Regions from separate parts of the Mus musculus genome. Here region 1 is linked to region 2. A link is a loop called in an ENCODE intact Hi-C map of the cell type or tissue named here. Cell type or tissue: heart. All regions are shown on one strand.

Region 1 (5,000 bases), 230 kb after region 2:
GTAACGTTGGCTGTCTTCCTCAGACATTTGAGCTGTGCTAGGAGCATTCTCTACTTTGGAATTCCCAAAATTCAACATAAAGGTCTTTTCTCTCTGAGTTAGGTTCACTCCTCTAAGAAGGCAGTTTTAAAGATAACCCTGAAAACCATGTCTAAGAGGACTGGTTCCAAAAAGCTGCCCTCTGCTTTGTATGCATAAGACCGAGTATGTGAACACAACTAACTATGGAGCCAGTCATAGACACAAAGGGTTCTGGGAAAGGAAGTCTTATAGAGAAACGACAGAGGGAAGCTTTAGGACGCGAGTGTTTGCCTAAAGAAGGTACCTTAGTGTCGACCCTGCCTAAAGTTACCCAGGGATTAAAACAATCCTGGTGGGGCCAAGTGCCCCCACCACAGCCTTGACTGAGTCATGTTTCAGGTCATGTTTCCACGGTTCCAGTCGTGTTAGAAGGAACTGTAAGGTCATCTGAGTCAGAGTGGTAACAGGCAGAGCTGGGGTGGGGCGCGGTGGAGGTCAGGACATAGGGTGCTGAGGCTGGTGTGGCCAATAGGAGCCTCCTGATGTACAACTCATGACATCCCTTGATACAATCTTCTAAGCATGAAGCTTTCCTGAAATTAAATGCTCACTAAGGCATTTTGCAGCTGGCATACCAAAAGCCATCTACACTGTCACTGTACTGTGTACTACTGCTGTGCCCAAGTGGGTAGCTTAGCGCTAAGAGGCTCTTGATTGGAGAGTGGGCAGCCCCAGTCTCCCCCCCCCCCCTTTCTCATTCACCCTTCTCTCCACTTTAATTCTCTTGATGACTAGGGCAGCTTTTAGCCTTTCCTAGCCTTATTTCTCCGTTCAAATCTCAGAGTGGGAGTAGAAAAGGTGAGCTAGTAGGAGGGGACAGTGGCTAAACAATGACTGTCTCAGGATCCCACAGCTGTGGGGAGCATGGCTCCAACTTCACCACGAGCAAGCTGGGGAAATCCAAGGCCTCAGACCAATCATAGCACGAGGATGTTTTTATTTAGAGAATGGTCTGTGGTATGGCTGTAAAGCCTGAGGGGACACATTGAGAGGTGAGGCCAAAGTGCTTGCCTCTCAGAGCTTTGGGACTCTTACCTTTTAACAAGGTCTCAGGATAAACTACAGGGCTCTTTGTCTTACTATTTTATACGTACGCTTATGTGTACCATGTGTGCAATGTCCACAGAGGCCAGAAGAGGGCATGAGATCCCCTGGAATGGGTGTGGGTGGCTATAATAAGCCCAATGTAGGTCCTGGGAACCAATCACTGTCCTCAGCAAGAGCAGCAAGTGCTCTTAACCTCTGAGCCATCTCTCCAGCCCAGGGCAAACTCCTGTTTAATGAGTCCCACCAGGCTTAAGTGCTTCAGTCCTCCCAAACTTTCAAGGGAAACACTGAAATCATTTTGTGGCAGGAAAATCAGCAGCTGGCAGAGGACAAACGTGTTGTAAAGCCAGGTGGCTTTTCACTGCCCTTCTGGCTCCCTCTATGGCCTGTTCTGCAGAGGATTCTCCCATCCTCTTAGGGGGCCTCAGACTCCTCGCTTAGCCTGGCTTGGGCAGCAGGTTACTCAAAACTAGTGAGTATCATTTGAGATAGTGGGAGAGTAGAACAGGCCTCCCCTCATTGATTTTCAGGTGGATTAAATGAAATTAAGTTTGTAGTGGGTTTCTGAGCCCATGGTGAGGGTTTCCGGAATGTTTAGCTAATATGCTTAAGAGGCATGCAAATTGTATGCAAATGAACCGGTGGCTCCCCTGAATTCCAAAGCCAAGAAAATGGCTCTGATAAGATCTCTTCTGGCTTTCAAGTGCAAAGTGAGAGCTAATAAGTCACCTCCTGTTATCTGGACACTTGGGTGGCTCACAGAACGTTATCAAGTATCCCAAATGAAGAGACACAGGTGTGCCAACCACATTTTTCAAGTAAAATCTTGAGTCACACATCCAAAAGTGGGTCGAAAGTTTGTCTGCTTGTTTTAAAATTCTTAAGCCCAGAATTTTTGTATAATATGTTGTCATAAAGAACAATCGTAGGTGAGCTTCTAAGGAGAACTGGAGCCGCGTATGTCTGAAAGTGCTTGTGCGTGTGAGGGCTAAAGCACAGGGAAAGAGCCGAGGACATCCGGGGGCACCTTTGAGCCAGGCTTCGTGCCTGCCTGTGCTCTCCGTAATTCTTGGGAATCTAGTTTCTGGATGTCAACTCCACATGTTCACTCTAATTGCAACCCCGGACTGGGCCTCCTGAGTCTGGCCGAATTCACTCTTTCCCCCTCCCCTTTTCTCCCCGGGAGCTGTTGTCTGTCCATGCGTTGTGGCTTTGTTAAACTGTCCTCACCCTGATGCCTTCCTTGCAGAAAGCTTACCGAATATGGCTTGCAGCTGATCTCCCGGAGCTGCCCCCAACCAGATCTTGGAGATAATAATAAACATGCATCCATACCCCAGCTGGGCCTGATTGGTGGCTGTTTCCCACCCAGGAACGGGAGCAGCTGGCTGATTATTAAGAGCATGTGCCCCTGGTCCTATCAGTGGCACCACAGCGGCCTCTGCTGGCTGCCCCTGGAACTACAGTAAGTCTGATCTGGGTTTCCATTAGTCCATTTATAGCTGTTGAGATTTGCTGTGGACCAGATGTGGTTTGACATGCTGTGGAAACAGCAGTGAGAACAGATGTCCTTGTGTTCATTAAGTTTATGCTTTAGAACGGGTGGGGCTGAAAAACCAAATACACATATGTGTCAACACATGATGGATGATGGGATCTATGGAAAAGGTAAAGTGGAAGTGAGGGATACAGAGGGAAGGAGGGGAGCAATGTGTGTGTGTGTGTTCACTCGTGTGCCGTGCATTCGTGCGTTTGTGCCTGATTGCCTGTCCGTGTATTCTGTCACTCTCTGCCCTATTCCCCTGAGGCACAGTCTTTCCCTGAACCTGGAGCTGAAGCTAACCCAAGCCATCAAGCCTGAGCAAGCCTGTCTACACTTCCTTCAGCACTGGGATTTTGTGTTTGAGCCAGACCAAGCCTAGTTTTCTAAGTAGATGCTAAGGATCCTAACGTAGGTCCTATGCTTGCAACAGCAAGCACTCTTACCACCAAGCCTCTGGACAGGCTGGAGGGCGGTGATTTTACATAAGCTATTGGAGAAGCCTCATATGATATGGTGGCTTTAGAGGTGGCAGGTGGGGATCTTGAGGCAGAAGGAACAGCAAAAAGAAAATGTGAGTGTCTAGCTTGATTAGGATGAAGAATGTTAGTGTATCTGGCATTAACCAAGCCCATGGAGAGTAAAAGAAGATGCATTCTGAGAGGTGGTAGGCAGGCTGTGCCAGGAAAGTAGGCCCTTGCCATGGTGCCCAGACCTGGAAAATTAGTGACCCCAGGAGGCTGGATAGAACACAAATGATCAAGTCCTGTGCAGACTGAGAGAGTCAGGCATGCACCAGTGGGGCAGAGCTGAAGTGTGGGAACTGCTAGCTAAAGGGGGGTGGGGGTGTACCAGGACTTTGGCTTTTATTCAAAGACAAGAAACCAGCTAAAGTTTCTAGGCAGGAGAATGATTCGATTTGACTTTCAGAGGCAGACACACCCATGCCAGCTTTTGATTGGTCTGAGATGTGGTCTGGACTCTGCAGTTTCTACAGCTTACCAAGGGGTTCGAATGCATAGGCAGTTATGTCATGTTGGTTTCTAGGTGGAGAGGTCATGGGGTCATGAGAAGAAGCAGGGAGCTGAGCCAGAAGGCATGGCTGTCAGACAGGACAAAGGTGGCTCGGTGGCAGCAGTGAGGAGACAAAGGCTGTGGGTTCTGGCTCTAACTTGAGGCTGAAACAGACGCTTGCAGCAGATCTGAGGCTGGGTTGGCTGTACACGGGAAGCAGAGTTCGGAATGGTTGTCTTTACTCCAAGGTTGCTTTTCCCATTCCAGAAGAGGGGAGGTTGGAAGGGCCAGGAGTTTGATTTTAAACACATTATGCTTGAGATATTTGTTGGTTTGCTTTTGCTTTTTGAGATAAGCTGTGTAGCTCAGCTGTTTTGGAACTCACTTTGTAGACCAGGCTAGCTTGAACTCACACAGATCTGCCTGCCCCTGCCTCTGCCTCCTTGCCCCAACTAAGACGTCTTTTTTGAGGCCCAACTGGAGGTGCTGCCTGGGCTTCACTCAGTGGAGGTGACCAGGCTGGATGTGGAAGCCCTAGGTGCCAGTCGGTGTTAAATGACTCAAAGCCAGATGAGGTCAGTTAGGAGGGAAGAAAACAGACAAACAAAGTCCCCATATTTCTGAGGCAGCTACTGGGGAGTGCCACTACAGGAAGGAAGTAGTTACCTCAGGGACCAAAGAGAAAAACTATAGCAAGGCAGAAGAACGGTCAGAAGCTGATCAACAAGATGGAGGAGGATCTCAGGGTTCAGTGGCATGGAAGCACAGGGGACCACAGTGGCAGAAATCTCAGCACAGGGATGATGCAAGGGGCAGAGTGGGAGGAGGGAAACTGGAGACAAACAGGTTATTGGAAAGTTTTGTCTAATAGGAAAGAACCTGAAAGCTCTACTCATTGTTGGGAGGAGTCTCTACAATACTGGGGAATGAGTAGATATTTTAATAAGAACAAATGTTTATTAAGTGTATTTTTATACTCTCCTCGCTGCCTTTAATGCTGCACATGAATTATGCTCCTCCAAGCACTTCTTCCTCTCCGCAGAGCTCTGGAAAGCTCTGTTGCTGTCTCTAATTTACTGACAAAGGAGTCTGAATTCTAGAGAACGAGTTTTCATCCCCCCAGGCACAGCCAGAGAGACGGGAGAACAGAGGTGACTCCAGAGGCAAGGACGCCGACAGCAGAGATTCCCCTCACCACCTGAAGAGCCTGTAGCCCTGTGCCAGTTGGAGGAGGGGTGCTCTGTATTCACACTTGAACTTTGATGGTCCCCCAGAAGGAGCACAGTAGCAGTCAGTAATTGGTTAAAGCAATCATAAG
Region 2 (5,000 bases):
TTATTTGTTTTATGTATATGAATACACTATAGCTATCTTCAGACACACCAGAAGAGGCAATTGGATCCCATTACAGATGGTTGTGAGCCACCATGTGGTTGCTGGGAATTGAACTCAGGATCTCTGGAGGAGCAGTCAAGGCTCTTAACCCCTGAGCCATCTCTCCAGCCCGGTTTCTGTCATTTTTAACAACAGTTCCGATGGGATTCCATGACAAGAATAATTTGCACTCAGAAGGTCCAATCCCACCAGAAGGTGGGATCTCTAACAATCCTTAGAGGTTTGAGAGTTTTACTATGAGGCCTCAGGACAGCCAACTGTAAAACATCAACCAATGGCAACTGGATGTGGCCTTCCTTAGAGGGAGGTAGCCCTGGGCAAAGTGATGTGGAGACAGGAGGGTTGAGATCTTGTGCAGACTCCATTCAGAGCGAAGAGCACAAGTCTATGGGGTCCAGCAAAAGCCCCTGCTTGGAAACCTCTTCCTTCAAACCCAGGCCTCTTCCAATGGCCTGGACCCGCTTCCCCGCTTCCCCGCTCCCTCAGGACACCCAGGTAATTGGGTGGGCTCGACTTCTATCTCGAGGTTAAGCTGAGTTTCCCTCTGCAGTGTAACCAGTCGCACCTGTCTGTAAAGGTCTGCTTTAGGAGCAGACTGCATGGCGGGGCGGGGCGGGGCGAGGTGGCTGGACAAATGTTTTAGTGTTTTCTGGTGGGGATCTGCGTTCTGGAGACCAGATGGTCTCAAGGCACAGGGCTGTAAAACAGACAGGGCCCTATGTAAATGAGGGAGCAGGGCCGGGCGCCAATAAAACTTTATGATGTCAACCGCCATTTGATTTTCAAGTTGTCACAGATTCCCCTCCAATTGCTTAAAACTGTGAAAACTGTTCTTAGCTCATGAGCCAAGCAGAAAGTCACCTTCTCTGGAGCTTAGGGAGGCACGGTGACACCAGGGAGACCATGCATGGGAAAGAATCCTGTGGTAGATCCCCAGAGACAGCCAAGCTTCCTTGCTGCCACCGATACCACTGGAAAGAGAGTTCCTCTCACTGGGTGCCTCCACCGCAAATGCTGGGCCTGGTGGAAGTGGGAGGTCTCAGTGCCCTACACATCAGGAACAATCTAGAACACAGGGAAATCTCCGCTGGCCTGCATGTCAAGGCCTGGCCCCTCCGCCTGCTGCAGGGCTGCCTTTCAGTGACAGTGACAGGCTTGTGCAGTAAAAGACTGCACTGTTTATTCTAGAGGCAGATGTGCCACTCAAAGAGAGCATGCTGGCTCTCTCAGGGCCCTACTTGTCATTAGGAAGCAAGTGTTCTAGAAGCCTGTGAACTTTGTTGCCAAAACAGTAAGCCGACTTATTTCTGTCTTCCGAGACAGGGTCTCGATTGTGAAGCCTGAGTTGGTTTTGAACTCCCTGCTCCCTTTGTCTCTGATTCCAGAACGCTGGGGAGAGCAAACATGTTGCACGTGACCCGCAATTAAAGAAAGGGTGGCAGTGAGCTGTAGCCACGGTGGGTACAAGCACCTTGTGTACAGCCATACAGGCAATAGCTGGCCTTATAGGGAATAGGTGGGATGTACCACGGGGGCGGGGGGGGGGGGCTAGCTCACATCAAACACAGCATCTGACTGAGGACAGACAGATGGCCAAAGATGTTGAATACCTGAACGGGATTCAGCTGAGACACGGAGGCACCCTATCCAGCCCCAGCTGCTAACAGGGACGCAGCCACCAACCCCTGTGTGGGCGTCACGGCAACAGATGCAGGCGCTTGTCAGCCTTGAACTGGGCTGAGCTGGAGTTTGAGCTATTTGATGCATTTCATTTCCATCCAGGAAGCAGAGGCTAGAACCCTGGCAGAAGGGAGTTCACTGTGTCCCTGCTCTGCAGGGCGCCTGCTGAAAGGCAGGCTTGTGTGGTGGCTCTGCAGTCTTCTCTGGCTTGGGAAAGGATGCAGTTGGGGAGTGGGGCCCTGCTCGGGGGTCACTGTCCCCACGCTCCTGGTAGCCTCTAAGAGTAGCAGTCTCTAGCTTATGAAAAGACTGGTTGTTTTCCTGTTTGGAATTCCTCAGGGAGGGACAAAGGCATCTGGGAAGATGTCTTATCTGGAACCCAGCTCCCCTGTTAAGGGGCTGTCCACAGAGCAGCAGGCCTGGAGGCTGTCATTAGAGTCATTCACCACTAGAGGGCTCTGCTGCCCTGCCTTCTAGGCCATGTTCCGGCTCAGCAGTATTTGAAGTTGAGAAAAATGAATGAAAATGGCTCTCTGAGGGGGAACCGCTGGGAACTCAGGCCAGAGGGTCCCCCAAGGTTATTTTTGGGGTGTGTGGCTGCACTCTGGCCTCTCTAGTATCTCAAACATCACCGTGTCTTTTCAGAAGCGTCCCTTAGTTTTGAGGTTCCCTTTATTTAATTTATTTCCAATAAATTTTATTTCCCCAGTAAACGAACCCCATACTCCCTAATCTTGCTAATGATTATCCCTTGAAGTCAGCAGCCAACTTCAACCCCTGATATGGTTTTCAGGTCAATCACAGTTTTACATGTTTTGGGGGGAGGGTGAAGAAGATAACTATTTATTTACCACCCCCCTCCTGCCTCCCACCAAGGTTATCAACATAAAAGACCACCACTATGTCTGCTTGTCATGTTTCTTTAAATTACCCCGGTCAAGCTTTGTACCTCCACTAGCTCCACCACAAGTAACCCTCCTGTGAAATGACCAGTTCACTCCACCAACACATCAGTTTCCTGTCTTTTTTTGGTGCTGAAAGTATCAGAAAGGATTGAGTTTAATTTGTCGAAGCTCCAAACCCAGCCTCAGAGGACGCCGTCAGAGTCTCCATGTGGCCAGGCAGGGCTTCACCTAAGTTCCTTCTGGTTGGATTTCATTTGGAAATTGTCTACCAACCACTCAGCCTGGGGACCCAGGAGGCCTCCATGCTGCCAGAGGCTGTCCCCAATCCCCTGGAAAGCCACTAACTTACCCGGGCCAGGCTGACTCCGGCAGGGACCTTGTAGGGCACATACTTCCTGTAGATGTGGCCCACTCTGGAGCAGGGGATGTCCTCCATGCGGCCCCCACACATCCACACCTGTAGGGTGAGAAGAGAGGACAAAGGTGACCTAATGTCCCCATGCCCTCAGATGCCAGCATGCAGCCTGCATGGGCTTCACAGGTCCTGAACTCAGAATGGTGCAGAAAAATACTGCAAGGTGCAGAGAACGGCCAAGTGTGCACAGGGGCAGGCACAGACGCTGGGTCACGGACGTCGAAGGCCTGGCACCCAGTGGGCTGTGAGGGAAGGGAAGGCGGGGGGGGGGGGCTCTCGTCGGGGCATGACTAGACAGGATATCTTAATCCCATTCAACTTTACAAAGTTGGCTCTGCTCATGGGGCGTGGTGGGTGTGGTCCTGGGCAGATACTACAGTCCAGAATGGAGGCCACAGTGGCTTTGGGTGTGGAGGGTCCCAGCTGTTTCTGGGACGCCATCCACCGTGTTTTCACATTCTGTCTCCTGTGGATTGAGAGACTAGCACGGGATGACTCCAGTTCTGTACAGCACCCTTGCTGGGGCCCCACTGAGGGGCTGGGCTTCACATCCTAATCCATTCAGGGCTCTCAAAGGGTGAGAGGGTCTTTCTATCTCCTGCCAGGATAGATGTAGGATGTCCTTTGTGCCATTTCCCAGGGTGGGAGTTGTTTCAGAACGCAGGGGTGCTGTCTGGGCAGCGCAGTTCTATTCTGATGGTGGGGAAAGGAAAACCCCGGCTGGTCAATGGAACAGAACACTGGTCTCAAGATAATGGGCTCTGGATGCTAGATTAATGTCAAGGCCAAGCCAAGATCTGGACACTAGATTAATGTCAAGGCCAAGCCAAGAACTTTATTTTTAAAGCAGGAGATATTGATCAGCTGCCAGCCTCCCATCACCGCCACTCTCCCGTCGCCAGGGATTGATGGGTAAGCATGCTTTGCCAGGCAGGTATGCCTACTTGATGCCAGGCCACCCTCTGCCTTTCTGAGAGGTGGTGCCAAGCTGGTGGAGACAACTTGTGTATCCTGGTTTTGACCATCTTCTGTGACATGTGCACTAGCTAAAGCTGACCCAGCTCTGCTGTCCTTCCACTGTGCAATGGGCAAATGAAATCCAAAGCCTTCTTTTTCTTTTCTTTTTTTCTTTTTTTTTTTGCCAGGACCTCCAGCTCCTTTATCCCTGGCCACACCAGCCTGGCCACCAGCCTGATGCAACTAGGGTGACCTTGCTCTGCTGCAAGGTTTGAGGCAGCCAAGGTGTTCCCAGAGCTCAGGATGTCCTGAACTCACAGAGGACCTGGCTGGATGCTCTCCATGGATTCCTGCCCTGGATGGAGATGCGGAGGGCTGACTCAGAATGGGAATAAACCTGCTAAACCTTCCAGGCTGAACCTGCTGTTGACTACTGAGTCCATTGGACTACGCAAGATGCATCTTGCATAAGGTCATCAGCTTGAGAGCGGTCCCCATGGCTGACTTCCTCCTCTCGTCTCCCACCTCTTATCCTTGTCTCTCTCTCTACGGCTCTTCCCTCAGTCTGGAGAACTCCTTGTACCCTGAGCTCTGCTAGCTCCCTGCCTTCCTGCAGGCCCTGCCCTGACACCCCCAAGGGGCTTCTTGGCTCTCAGCAGGACTTGCACTTCCCTTCACTGCTTTCCTCTTAAACTAAACATAATTATGTGCACAGATGCATCTCGGCTGAGATCCTCCCGGGTGTCTGTGCCTGTCAGCACTTTCTCTGTGTGGAGGACAGTCCCACTCACTCCTCCTGGGCCCAGTGACCAGGCTAGCCACTTTTACTCCCTAGCCTTGAGGGCTGAGGTCTCAGGTCTTTCTCTTGGTTTTGAGAAAGGGTCTCATGCTCCTCTTAGCCAGGAGAGCAGTCATTGTCTGAAACAGAAGGGCCCAGCACATCCTTCTCTGGATGCAGCCTGCCTTAATTCTGCCTTGGATGA

Evidence for each region. Hi-C counts contacts between places; a loop is a spot of excess contacts. Peaks named below come from ENCODE experiments on the same cell type or tissue, not always from the same donor. Only the 100,000 strongest peaks of a DNase experiment are listed, where the experiment ranks them.
Region 1: it touches region 2 in a loop (5-fold over the local background); 39 of 42 quality-filtered maps call a loop at or near these places.

What each region holds. Positions count from the first base shown.
Region 1 is chr11:57,546,665-57,551,664 of GRCm38, reverse strand. No RefSeq gene overlaps it. Among named protein-coding and RNA genes, the nearest start is that of Gm51895, 9.2 kb to the left of the region's middle. In heart, CTCF peaks have their summits at 1,208 (motif pointing right) and 2,582 (motif pointing left); a DNase peak (open chromatin) is centred at 2,544; H3K4me3 peaks cover 448 bases.
Region 2 is chr11:57,775,733-57,780,732 of GRCm38, reverse strand. Galnt10 (polypeptide N-acetylgalactosaminyltransferase 10) reads right to left here. Exons shown (of 12, transcript NM_134189.2): 8 at 2,995-3,102. Among named protein-coding and RNA genes, the nearest start is that of 2010001A14Rik, 23 kb to the left of the region's middle. In heart, no CTCF peak of the experiment used is centred here; a DNase peak (open chromatin) is centred at 4,692; H3K27ac peaks cover 253 bases.